Regions from separate parts of the Homo sapiens genome. Here region 2 is linked to region 1. A link is an interaction called in ENCODE POLR2A ChIA-PET data of the cell type or tissue named here. Cell type or tissue: Panc1. All regions are shown on one strand. Links, peaks and the distances in the headings refer to the core of each region. The heading gives the core; the rest is flanking DNA.

The links. ChIA-PET counts read pairs that join two places held together with the same protein. Peaks named below come from ENCODE experiments on the same cell type or tissue, not always from the same donor. Only the 100,000 strongest peaks of a DNase experiment are listed, where the experiment ranks them.
Region 2: POLR2A ChIA-PET joins it to region 1 with 8 read pairs; 12 of 35 experiments call an interaction of 5 or more read pairs at or near these places.

What each region holds. Positions count from the first base shown.
Region 1 is chr11:62,524,253-62,529,624 of GRCh38, forward strand. AHNAK (AHNAK nucleoprotein) reads right to left here. Exons shown (of 5, transcript NM_001620.3): 5 at 1-5,372. Among named protein-coding and RNA genes, the nearest start is that of AHNAK, 20 kb to the right of the region's middle. In Panc1, for the core only: no CTCF peak of the experiment used is centred there; no DNase peak of the experiment used is centred there.
Region 2 is chr11:62,408,294-62,413,665 of GRCh38, forward strand. It overlaps LOC102723765 (a long non-coding RNA gene), which reads right to left. Exons shown (of 4, transcript XR_007062699.1): 3 at 2,884-3,719; 4 at 1,803-2,315. Among named protein-coding and RNA genes, the nearest start is that of SCGB1A1, 8.1 kb to the right of the region's middle. In Panc1, for the core only: no CTCF peak of the experiment used is centred there; no DNase peak of the experiment used is centred there; H3K27ac peaks cover 537 bases.

The DNA of each region.
Region 1 (5,372 bases), core at 145-5,144:
ATTAATATCAACTTTTGGACCTGTTATGTCAATATCTGGCTTTTTACCTTTGACATCCACTTCAGGTGTCTGAACTTTAGAGCCCGAAAAATTAAATTTGGGAAGCTTAAAACGAGATTTCTTTGACTTGCCTTCGATATTAAGCTTAGGACCGGAAACGTCCACTTCTGGGCCCTTTATATCCAAACTGGGAGCTTTAATGTCACCTTCCAACTTGGGCCCAGAGACATCAACATCTCCCTTAAGCTTTGAGCCTTTCAAATTCAAGTCAATTTCTGGCATGGAGATCTTGGGCATGTTTACATGCATGTCAGGCATCTTCAGTTTTGGACCTTTTAATTTGGCATCTGGGCCATGAATGTCAATATCTGGAGCATCTACATCTATCTTTGGGCCTTTTATGTCAAGAGCAGGTCCTTTCAAATCACCTTCTACATTTGCAAGTGAAACATCCACCTCTCCTTTCATTTTAGGGCCTTTAAGATTGAGGTCCAAATCAGGCATTGATATTTTAGGAGCTTTGATGTTCATCTCTGGCATCTTGAATTTAGGGCCCTTCAGTTTCGCATCTGGACCTTCAATATTCACATCTGGAACATCAACGTCCACCTTGGGTCCTGAGACGTCAAGGTCAGCCTTGGGCAGGTTCACGTCCACTTCTGGACCTTCTCCTTTGAAGCCAGGCATGCTGATCTTGGGCATTTTTATTTTAGGCATCTTCAGGTGCCAGTCTGGGCCTTGAACATCCACATCTGGGGCATTAATATCCACTTTGGGGCCTTTAATATCCACGTCAGGAACTTTCATGTCACCTTCCACTTTTGGCAGAGACACATCCATGTCACCCTTCACTTTGGGACCTTTCAGGTTAAGATCAATGTCAGGCATGGAGATCTTGGGGGCTTTGATGTTCATCTCAGGCATTTTGAATTTGGGACCTTTCAACTTTCCCTCTGGGCCTTCGATATTCACATCTGGAACATCAATGTCCACCTTGGGTCCTGAGACATCAAGGTCAGCCTTGGGCAGGTTCACATCCACATCTGGGCCCTCTCCTTTGAAGCCAGGCATGCTGAATTTGGGCATTTTCACTTTGGGCATTTTTAGGTGCCAGTCTGGGCCTTGAACGCCCACATCCGGGACATCAATGTCCACTTGGGGACCCCTGATGTCAACTTCAGGGCCCTTGAGGTCACCTTCCACTTTGGGCAGAGAAATATCCACATCGCCCTTCACCTTGGGACCTTTCAGATGCAAATCAAAGTCAGGCATGGGGATCTTGGGGGCTTTGATATTCATCTCTGGCATCTTGAACTTGGGCCCTTTCAACTTTCCCTCTGGTCCTTCAATGTTAACATCAGGGCCTTCAACGTCCACTTTGGGGCCTGAGACATCAACGTCAGCCTTGGGCAGGTTCACATCCACTTCAGGGCCCTCTGCTTTGAAGCCAGGCATGCTGAACTTGGGCATTTTCATCTTGGGCATCTTCAGGTGCCAGTCTGGACCCTGAACATTAACATCTGGGACATCAATGTCCACTTTGGGGCCTTTGAGGTCAACTTCAGGACCTTTCAGATCTCCCTCTACCTTAGGGCCTGTAACATCCACATCTCCTTTTATTTTTGGACCTGTGAGATTCAGGTCAATATCTGGCATGGATATCTTTGGAGTCTTAAAATGCATCTCTGGCATCTTAAACTTTGGACTTTTCCACTTTCCTTCAGGTCCTTCGATATTCACATCGGGACATTCAACATCCACTTTCGGTCCTGAGACATCAATGTCAGCCTTGGGCAGGTTCACGTCCACATCTGGACCTTCTCCTTTGAAGCCAGGCATGCTGATCTTGGGCATTTTTATCTTGGGCATCTTTAGGTGCCAGTCTGGGCCATGAACATCAACATCAGGTGCGTCAATGTCCACTTTTGGGCCCTTGATGTCAACTTCTGGGCCCTTGAGGTCACCTTCCACTTTAGGAAGGGAAACATCCACATCACCCTTCACTTTGGGTCCTTTCAGGTTTAAGTCAATATCAGGCATGGAGATCTTGGGGGCTTTGATATTCATCTCTGGCATCTTGAACTTAGGCCCTTTCAACTTTCCCTCTGGTCCTTCAATGTTAACATCAGGGCCTTCAATGTCCACTTTGGGTCCTGAGACATCAATGTCAGCCTTGGGCAGCTTCACATCCCCATCTGGGCCCTCTCCTTTGAAGCCAGGCATGCTGAACTTTGGCATTTTCACCTTGGGCATCTTCAGGTGCCAGTCTGGGCCTTGAACACCCACATCTGGGGCATTAATATCCACTTTGGGCCCCTTGATGTCAACTTCGGGGCCCTTGAGGTCACCTTCCACTTTGGGCAGAGAAACATCCACATCGCCCTTCACCTTGGGACCTTTCAGATGCAAATCAAAGTCAGGCATGGAGATCTTGGGGGCTTTGATGTTCATCTCTGGCATCTTTAACTTAGGCCCTTTCAACTTTCCCTCTGGTCCTTCAATATTAACATCAGGGCCTTCAATGTCCACCTTGGGTCCTGAGATGTCAACGTCAGCCTTAGGCAAGTTGACGTCTACTTCAGGGCCCTCTGCTTTGAAGCCAGGCATGCTGAACTTGGGCATTTTCATCTTGGGCATCTTCAGGTGCCAGTCTGGAGCTTGGACATCGGGGGCATTTACATCAACTTTGGGGCCCCTGATGTTCATATCTGGTACTTCAAGTTTACCTTCTACCTCAGGCACAGACACATCCACATCCCCCTTGATTTTGGGTCCTTTGAGATTTAGATCAACATCAGGCATAGAAATATTGGGGGCTTTGAAATGCATATCAGGCATCTTGAACTTAGGGCCTTTCAATTTGCCCTCTGGTCCCTCAATGTCAATGTCTGGCCCACTGACATCCACATGTGGCCCTTTAAGGTCCCCTTCCAATTTGGGAACATCTACATCCACCTCTCCTTTTGCCTTGGGGCTCTTCAAGTGTAGATCGAGGTCTGGCATAGAGATTTTGGGAGCTTTAAAGTGCATATCTGGCATCTTGAACTTAGGAGTTTTCCACTTGCCATTTGGGCCTTCCACAGCTACTTCTGGCATGTCAGCATCTAATTTGGGACCTTTGACATCCAATTCTGGACCTTTTAACTCTCCCTCCAGCTTTGGGGCAGAAACATCAACATCTCCTTTGATTTTGGGTCCCTTTAAATTGAAATCAACATCAGGCATGGAGATCTTGGGGGTCTTGAAGTGCATCTCAGGCATCTTAAACTTGGGGCCCTTCAGCTTCCCTTCTGGACCTTCAAGGCTCACATCTGGGACTTCAACATCCACCTTGGGTCCTGAGACATCAACGTCAGCCTTGGGCAAGTTCACATCCACTTCTGGGCCCTCTCCTTTGAAGCCAGGCATGCTGAACTTGGGCATTTTCATCTTAGGCATCTTCAGGTGCCAGTCTGGGCCATGAACATCCACATCTGGGGCATCAATGTCCACTTTGGGCCCTCTGATGTCAACATCTGGCACTTTCATTTCACCTTCTACCTTGGGAACAGACACATCCATATCCCCTTTGACTTTGGGGCCTTTCAAGTTTAAGTTCACATCAGGCATGGAGATCTTGGGGGTCTTGAAGTGCATCTCAGGCATCTTAAACTTGGGCCCTTTCAACTTTGCATCAGGACACTCCAGCTCAACATCAGGCACCTCCACATCCACACTGGGGCCTGTTAAATCTCCCTCCAATTTTGGCAAAGACACATCCACATCCCCTTTGACTTTGGGGCCTTTCAAGTGTAAGTCCACATCAGGCATGGAGATCTTGGGGGCCTTGAAGTGCATCTCAGGCATCTTAAGCTTGGGGCCCTTCAGCTTCCCTTCTGGACCTTCAAGGCTCACATCTGGGACTTCAACATCCACCTTGGGTCCTGAGACAACAACATCAGCCTTGGGCAAGTTCACATCCACTTCTGGGCCCTCTGCTTTGAAGCCAGGCATGCTGAACTTGGGCATTTTCATCTTGGGCATCTTCAGGTGCCAGTCTGGGCCATGAACATCCACATCTGGGGCATCAATGTCCATTTTGGGTCCTTTGATGTCAACATCTGGCACTTTCATTTCACCTTCTACCTTGGGCACAGACACATCCATATCCCCTTTGACTTTGGGGCCTTTCAGGTGTAAGTCCACATCAGGCATGGAGATCTTGGGGGTCTTGAAGTGCATCTCAGGCATCTTAAACTTGGGCCCTTTCAACTTTGCATCAGGACACTCCAGCTCAACATCAGGCACCTCCACACCCACACTGGGACCTGTTAAATCTCCCTCCAATTTTGGCACCGACACATCCACATCCCCTTTGACTTTGGGGCCTTTCAAGTGTAAGTCCACATCAGGCATGGAGATCTTGGGGGCCTTGAAGTGCATGTCTGGCATCTTAAATTTAGGGCCTTTCAACTTTGCATCAGGACACTCCAGCTCAACATCAGGCACCTCCACACCCACACTGGGGCCTGTTAAATCTCCCTCCAATTTTGGCACCGACACATCCGCATCCCCTTTGACTTTGGGGCCTTTCAGGTGTAAGTCCACATCAGGCATGGAGATCTTGGGGGCCTTGAAGTGCATCTCAGGCATCTTAAACTTGGGCCCTTTCAACTTTGCATCAGGACACTCCAGATCAACATCGGGCACCTCCGCTTCCACAAAAGGACCTTTGACATCAACTTGCGGCCCTCTGAGATCACCTTCCAGTTCTGGCACAGAAGCATCTATCTCTCCCTTCAGTTTGGGTCCCTTCAAATTCAAGTCCACATCTGGCATGGAGACCTTGGGAGCTTTTATATTCAACTTGGGCATCTTAAATTTGGAGCCTTTCAACTTTCCTTCTGGTCCCTCAATATCCAAATCAGGAGCATCAGTGTCCACACTGGGTCCAGACACATCAATGTCAGCCTTTGGCAGATTCACATCCACTTCAGGGCCCTCTGCTTTGAAGCCAGGCATACTGAACTTGGGCATTTTCATCTTGGGCATTTTCAGGTGCCAATCTGGGTCGTGAACCTCCACATCTGGGGCATCAATGTCCACTTTGGGCCCTTTAATGTCAACATCTGGCACTTTCATTTCACCTTCTACCTTGGGCACAGACACATCCATATCCCCTTTGACTTTGGGGCCTTTCAAGTGTAAGTCCACATCGGGCATGGAGATCTTGGGGGCCTTGAAATGCATCTCAGGCATCTTAAACTTGGGGCCCTTCAACTTCCCTTCTGGACCTTCAATATCAATATCACCAACATTCACATCCATCTTAGGGGCTTTCACATCAATTTCAGGACCCTTCAAGTCTCCTTCCACTTTGGGAAGGGAAACAT
Region 2 (5,372 bases), core at 59-5,058, 120 kb before region 1:
CCCGGGAGGCAGAGCCTGCAGTGAGCTGAGATCGCGCCGCTGCACTCCAGCCTGCGGGACAGAGCGAGACTCCGTCTCAAAAAAAAAAAAAAAACACATTCAAAATAATGATAGAGTGTATGATATAATATTTGTTAAGAGAACATTTTAGTTCATACAGGAAATATTTTACTGTATTTTAATATCTTTACAGTTGAAATATTCCTTCCCAATGGTATTTGTTTTAGAACTAAAGAACAACTCAAAAAAGTAAAACATCACATCAATGGTACCATTTAGTAGTTGCCTAAATTTTACCTTTTATAGATTTTATAGACATTTTGGTTTCAAAAAAATTTACTTATTGGGTACTCGAGAATTTTTGTTTGTTTGTTTTTGTTTTTGTGTTTGAGACAGAGTCTCCCTGTTGTTGCCCAGGCTGGAGTGCAATGGCATGATCTCAGCTCACCACAACCTCCACCTCCTGGGTTCAAGCGATTCTCCTGCCTCAGCCTCCCAAGTAGCTGGGACTACAGACATGCGCCACCATGTCCGGCTAATTTTGTATTTTTAGTAGAGACAGGGTTTCTCCATGTTGGTCAGGCTGGTCTTGAACTCCTGACATCAGGTGATCCACCCGCCTCGGCTTCCCAAATTGCTGGGATTACAGGAGTGAGTCACCACACCTGGCGTTACTCAATAATTTACATAAAATATTACTATATCAGATGATAACCAAAATATCAAAATCTGGTTAGGTAAATATAAAAACTATTGGATAAATCAGCCAGGCACAGTGCTCATGACTGTAATCCCAGCACCTTGGGAGGCCAAAGCAGGAGGATTGCTGGAGTTCAGGAGTTCAAAACCAACCTGGGCAACATAGTGGGACCCCCATCTCCACAAAAAAAAAATTTTTTTTTCGAGACAGAGTCTCGCTCTGTCGCCCAGGCTGGAGTGCAGTGGCGCGATCTCAGCTCACTGCAAGCTCCGCCTCCCGGGTTCACGCCATTCTCCTGCCTCAGCCTCCTGAGTAGCTGGGATCACAGGCACCCGCCACCACACCCGGCTAAGTTTTGTATTTTTAGTAGAGATAGGGTTTCACTATGTTGGTCAGGCTGAAAAATTTTTTTTAAATAGCAGGGCATGGTGGCACTTGCCTGTGGTCCCAGCTACTCAGGAGGATCATTAAAAAATGATCCTCCCCAGGTGTCCAATTCTCCAGGTAAGCTACCAGAGAGACCAAGCCTTAGTGAGGTGGCAGAGCTCCTGAGTGGGTTTGAAGAGTCTGAGAACAGAGAGAAGAGCCCTCCAAGAACAGGCTGGGTATGGCAGCTCACGCCTGTAATCCCAACAATTTGGGAGGCTGAGGCAGGTGGATCACTTGAGGTCAGGAGTTCGAGACCAGCCTGGCCAACATGGTGAAACCCCATCTCTACTAAAAATACAAAAATTAGCCAGGCATGGTGGCGTGTGCCTGTAATCCCAGCTACTCGGGAGACTGAGGCAGGAGAATCGCTTGAACCCGGGAGGCGGAGGTTGCAGTGAGCCAATTTGGCACCACTGCAGTCCAGCCTAGGTGACAGAGTGAGTCTCTGTCTGAAGAAGGAGAAGGAGAAGAAGAAGAAGAAATGGGTGTGTGTGCTACACGGAGGCAGGTAGGCCACAGCAGTCTTCCCAGGCCCCAGCACAGCGTGGGAGCAGTAAGACTCCTGTGCACCCAGGAGTGGCTCCAAGGTGGCAGAGAAAGCCAGCGAGCTGGAGACATGCGAACAGTGCCAAGGACACACAGGAGCAGATGGCACGGCGGATAGCCAATGACAAGAGACAGGCTGACAGGTGACCTCAAGCACCAGAAATCCTGCCAACGCCGAGCCCCCTGGAAGTCAGGCACAGCCCCAGGGAGGGAGACCCCAAGATGACCAAGATTAAGTTTCTGTCCCCTTAACAGAATGAAGGCTTGAGACTGAAATTACATTTTATTTTAGCTATATTAGTTACATTATAAATATTTTTTTCTTTTTTTTTTTCTTTTTTTTTTTTTGAGACGGGGTTTATCCCTTGTTGCCAGGCTGGAGTGCAATGGTGCAATCTCGGCTCACCACAACCTCCGCCTCCCCGGTTCAAGCGATTCTCCTGCCTCAGCTTCCCGAGTAGCTGGGATTACAGGCATGCGCCACCACCCCCAGCTGATTTTGTATTTTTAGTAGAGATGGGGTTTCTCCATGTTGGTCACACTGGTCTCCAACTCTCGACCTCAGGTGATCCGCCTGCCTCAGCCTCCCAAAGTGCTGGCATTACAGGTGTAAGCCACCTTGCCTGGCCATAAATATTTTCTGTCATGTAGTAGATGTCACATATATATAAAATACATAAATATAAAAATAAAATATAACGATGTATATTTGTTATAAAAATAAAAAGAAGCACGGGGATAGAGGGAAGTTCTATTTCATTTTGTGAACACCTGCATTTGAGACCCTGAATCACCCTGTACTCCCTGATGAACGAAAAGTGACAGGGTGCCCAGATGGAACAGCATCAGGCCATTGGCTGGGGGAGCAGACCAGGGCCTCGCCAGACTCTCTGGGCACAGCCTCACTGGGCTGCAGAGCATTAAGGCCTGAAGGAGCCCCTGGTTGCCTTCTCTACCCACTCCCTGTGTGCACAAGGCACCTGCAGCCCTGCAAGGCCCCCTCAGCCTTCAGCAGCCGAGTTGTCCCTGATTCAAGTCTACTGACCACGCCAGCTCCTCCCTGTACAACCCACCCTTAGGGCACTGGCCATGTTGGGGGAATAGGGGCCTTGGCAGTGACCTGCCAAATCTACAAGTGGGAACAAGCTCAGGGCAGGGAAAGTGGGAGAGGGCAGACAGGCACGGAGGGCAGGACCTGGGTGACTCACCCGCAGAACAAAGAACCTGCAGAAGTAAGCGAGAAAGTAAGCTGGCATCCTGGCCAAGGTCAACTGGTGATCATGTCATTCTGCTGTCAACCCCAAATCTGCTGCCCAAATCCCCAGAGCTGGCCTGTACAATGGAGGGGAGCCAGTTTCCATCCCGCAGAACAGGGACTTCGGTCCGCTTTACTGTCCCCACCCCTCAGAGGGAGCTCATCCCAGAGCAAAGGGCCTGCTGGTTCTGCCAGTGGCCTTGGGAAGGTACATTCCCAGCTCCCACCCCACTCCTTCTATGACTTGCAGCTCAAGGAGCATGAGAAAGTGCCCAGATCCCCAACAGGTCCCAGCCTGCCCCCTCCCTCCCTGAAACCCTGGGCTCCATCTGCAGAAACAGGGAAAGCCAGGTCCCTCTGTGCCTGGGCACAGCTCACAGCTGGTTGTTGTGGGGGGAGTTGCCCACAGGATGCCACTTTGCAGCCCAGAAGGACATCCATATGCCGGGCAGACGGGAACATCTCTGCAGATTCTTAATATGCTGCTCACATCCTAGTTTGTGGGCCGAGTGACAACTGGGAAAGTGACCAAGATCCTGGTGGAAAATCAGAACAGTTGACAACCACACTCCCCCACCTCTCACACCTTCCCACTCCTGCTTCCCCAGGCCTGGCGTATTACCACCAACAACCACTCTGGAGTGGGAGCTGAAGGGCTCCCAGGCTAGGGAGAGTACCTACAAATGAAGAGTGGTCGCTCCTCTAAATCCAGGCACCTCTCCCACAGAAAGAGTCCCCAGGGCGGGAGGAGGCACACGCGTTGCTCTGTGGTTTGTAACAGCAGAAAAACTGGAAAAAAAAAAAAGTGCAAACGTCCATCAATAAGGCACTGGAAAATTAAATTACATTATATCCCTGCAAAGATGACATTACATCCATGAAAAGGGATATCCCACAGCATGAAAAAATCAAAGGTGTCCAGGCACGGTGGCTCATGCCTATAATCCCAGCACTTTGGGAGGCTAAGATGGGCTGATCACCTGAGGTCAGGAGTTCAAGACCAGCCTGGCCAACATGGTGAAACCCCGTCTCTACTAAAAATACAAAAAATTAGCCAAGCATGGTGGCGCCTGCCTGTAGTCTCAGCTACTTGGGAGGGTGAGGCAGGAGAATCACTTGAACCTGGGAGGCGGAGGTTACAAGTGAGCCGAGATCATACCACTGCACTCCAACCTGGATGACAAGAGTGAAACTCCATCTCAAAAAAAAAAAAAAAAAAAGAAAAGAAAAAGAAAATTAGCCGGATGTGGTGGCACACAACTGCAGTCCCAGCTACCCAAGAGATTGAGGCAGGAGGTTCCCTTGAGCCCAGAAGTTTGAGGCTACAGTGAGCCGTGATCACACCACTGCACTCCAGCCTAGGTGACAGAACAAGATCCTGTCTCAGAAAATAATAATAGGCCGGGCACGGTGGCTCACACCTGTAATCCCAGCACTTTGGAAGGCCGAGGCGGGCGGGTCACTTGAGGTCAGGAGTTCAAGACCAACCTAGCCAACATGGCGAAACCCCATCTCTACTAAACATACAAAAAATTAGCCAGGTGTGGTGGTGCATGCCTGTAGTCCCAGCTACTCAGGGGGCTGAGGCACGAGAATCGCTTGAACCTGGGAGGCAGAGGTTGCAGTGAGCCGAGATCATGCCATCATGCCACTGCACTCCAGCCTGGGTGACAGAGCGAGACTCTGTCTCAAAAAATAATAATAATAATAATTTTGACCCTAAAAACGGATTATGCATTTGGTACATATAATTTAAACTTTATTACATTTGCATACAACTACATAATAGTTGAACTAAAATGCAGTTTACTCGTTGAAATTGTTATCAATATCCATTAATTACAATTTTGAGATTTTCTTTTTGTGTTTTGCAGCCAGCAGATACATGACCATTTTTGAGGCCATCTAAAGGCTCACAGGCCCTAGGCATTGTGGCTGGTGGACAGAAAGGCTGGAATGTCCAGAGGTTGCCAGGCTCCTCCTAGGAGGTCCCTGGGTCAATCAATGCAGGCGTCAGCCCCAGGAGCTGCCAAGGCAGAAGAGAATGAACCAAACCCCTAAGGAAAAACCTACTCTGCTCAAGAGTTATTTCCTGAGCACTAGAAGAGCTGGATACTCAGGGTGGAGGGAGGAAGCTGACCTCTACGGCTTGCCCCGGGAGCTGACCCAAGCCCATGGCCCGACTAGTCCTCCCCCAGCAGCCCAGCCGGATGGATAGGCTCGGAACAGGCCGCCAACCTGTTGTCTGGGCCACGCTGGGACTTGCAGCCAGCCAGCTGCCAGCACACTGCACCCCAGCTTCCTGCTCATTACAATACACCAAGCACTGAACCTGGGGGCAAGCACCTGGCCTCAGCCAATGCCTTCTGGCAGTATGGGCTGGGGCTGCTGCTGGCCCAACCCCTCCCACCTGCCATTGCCACCAGACCTCTAGCTGGGGAC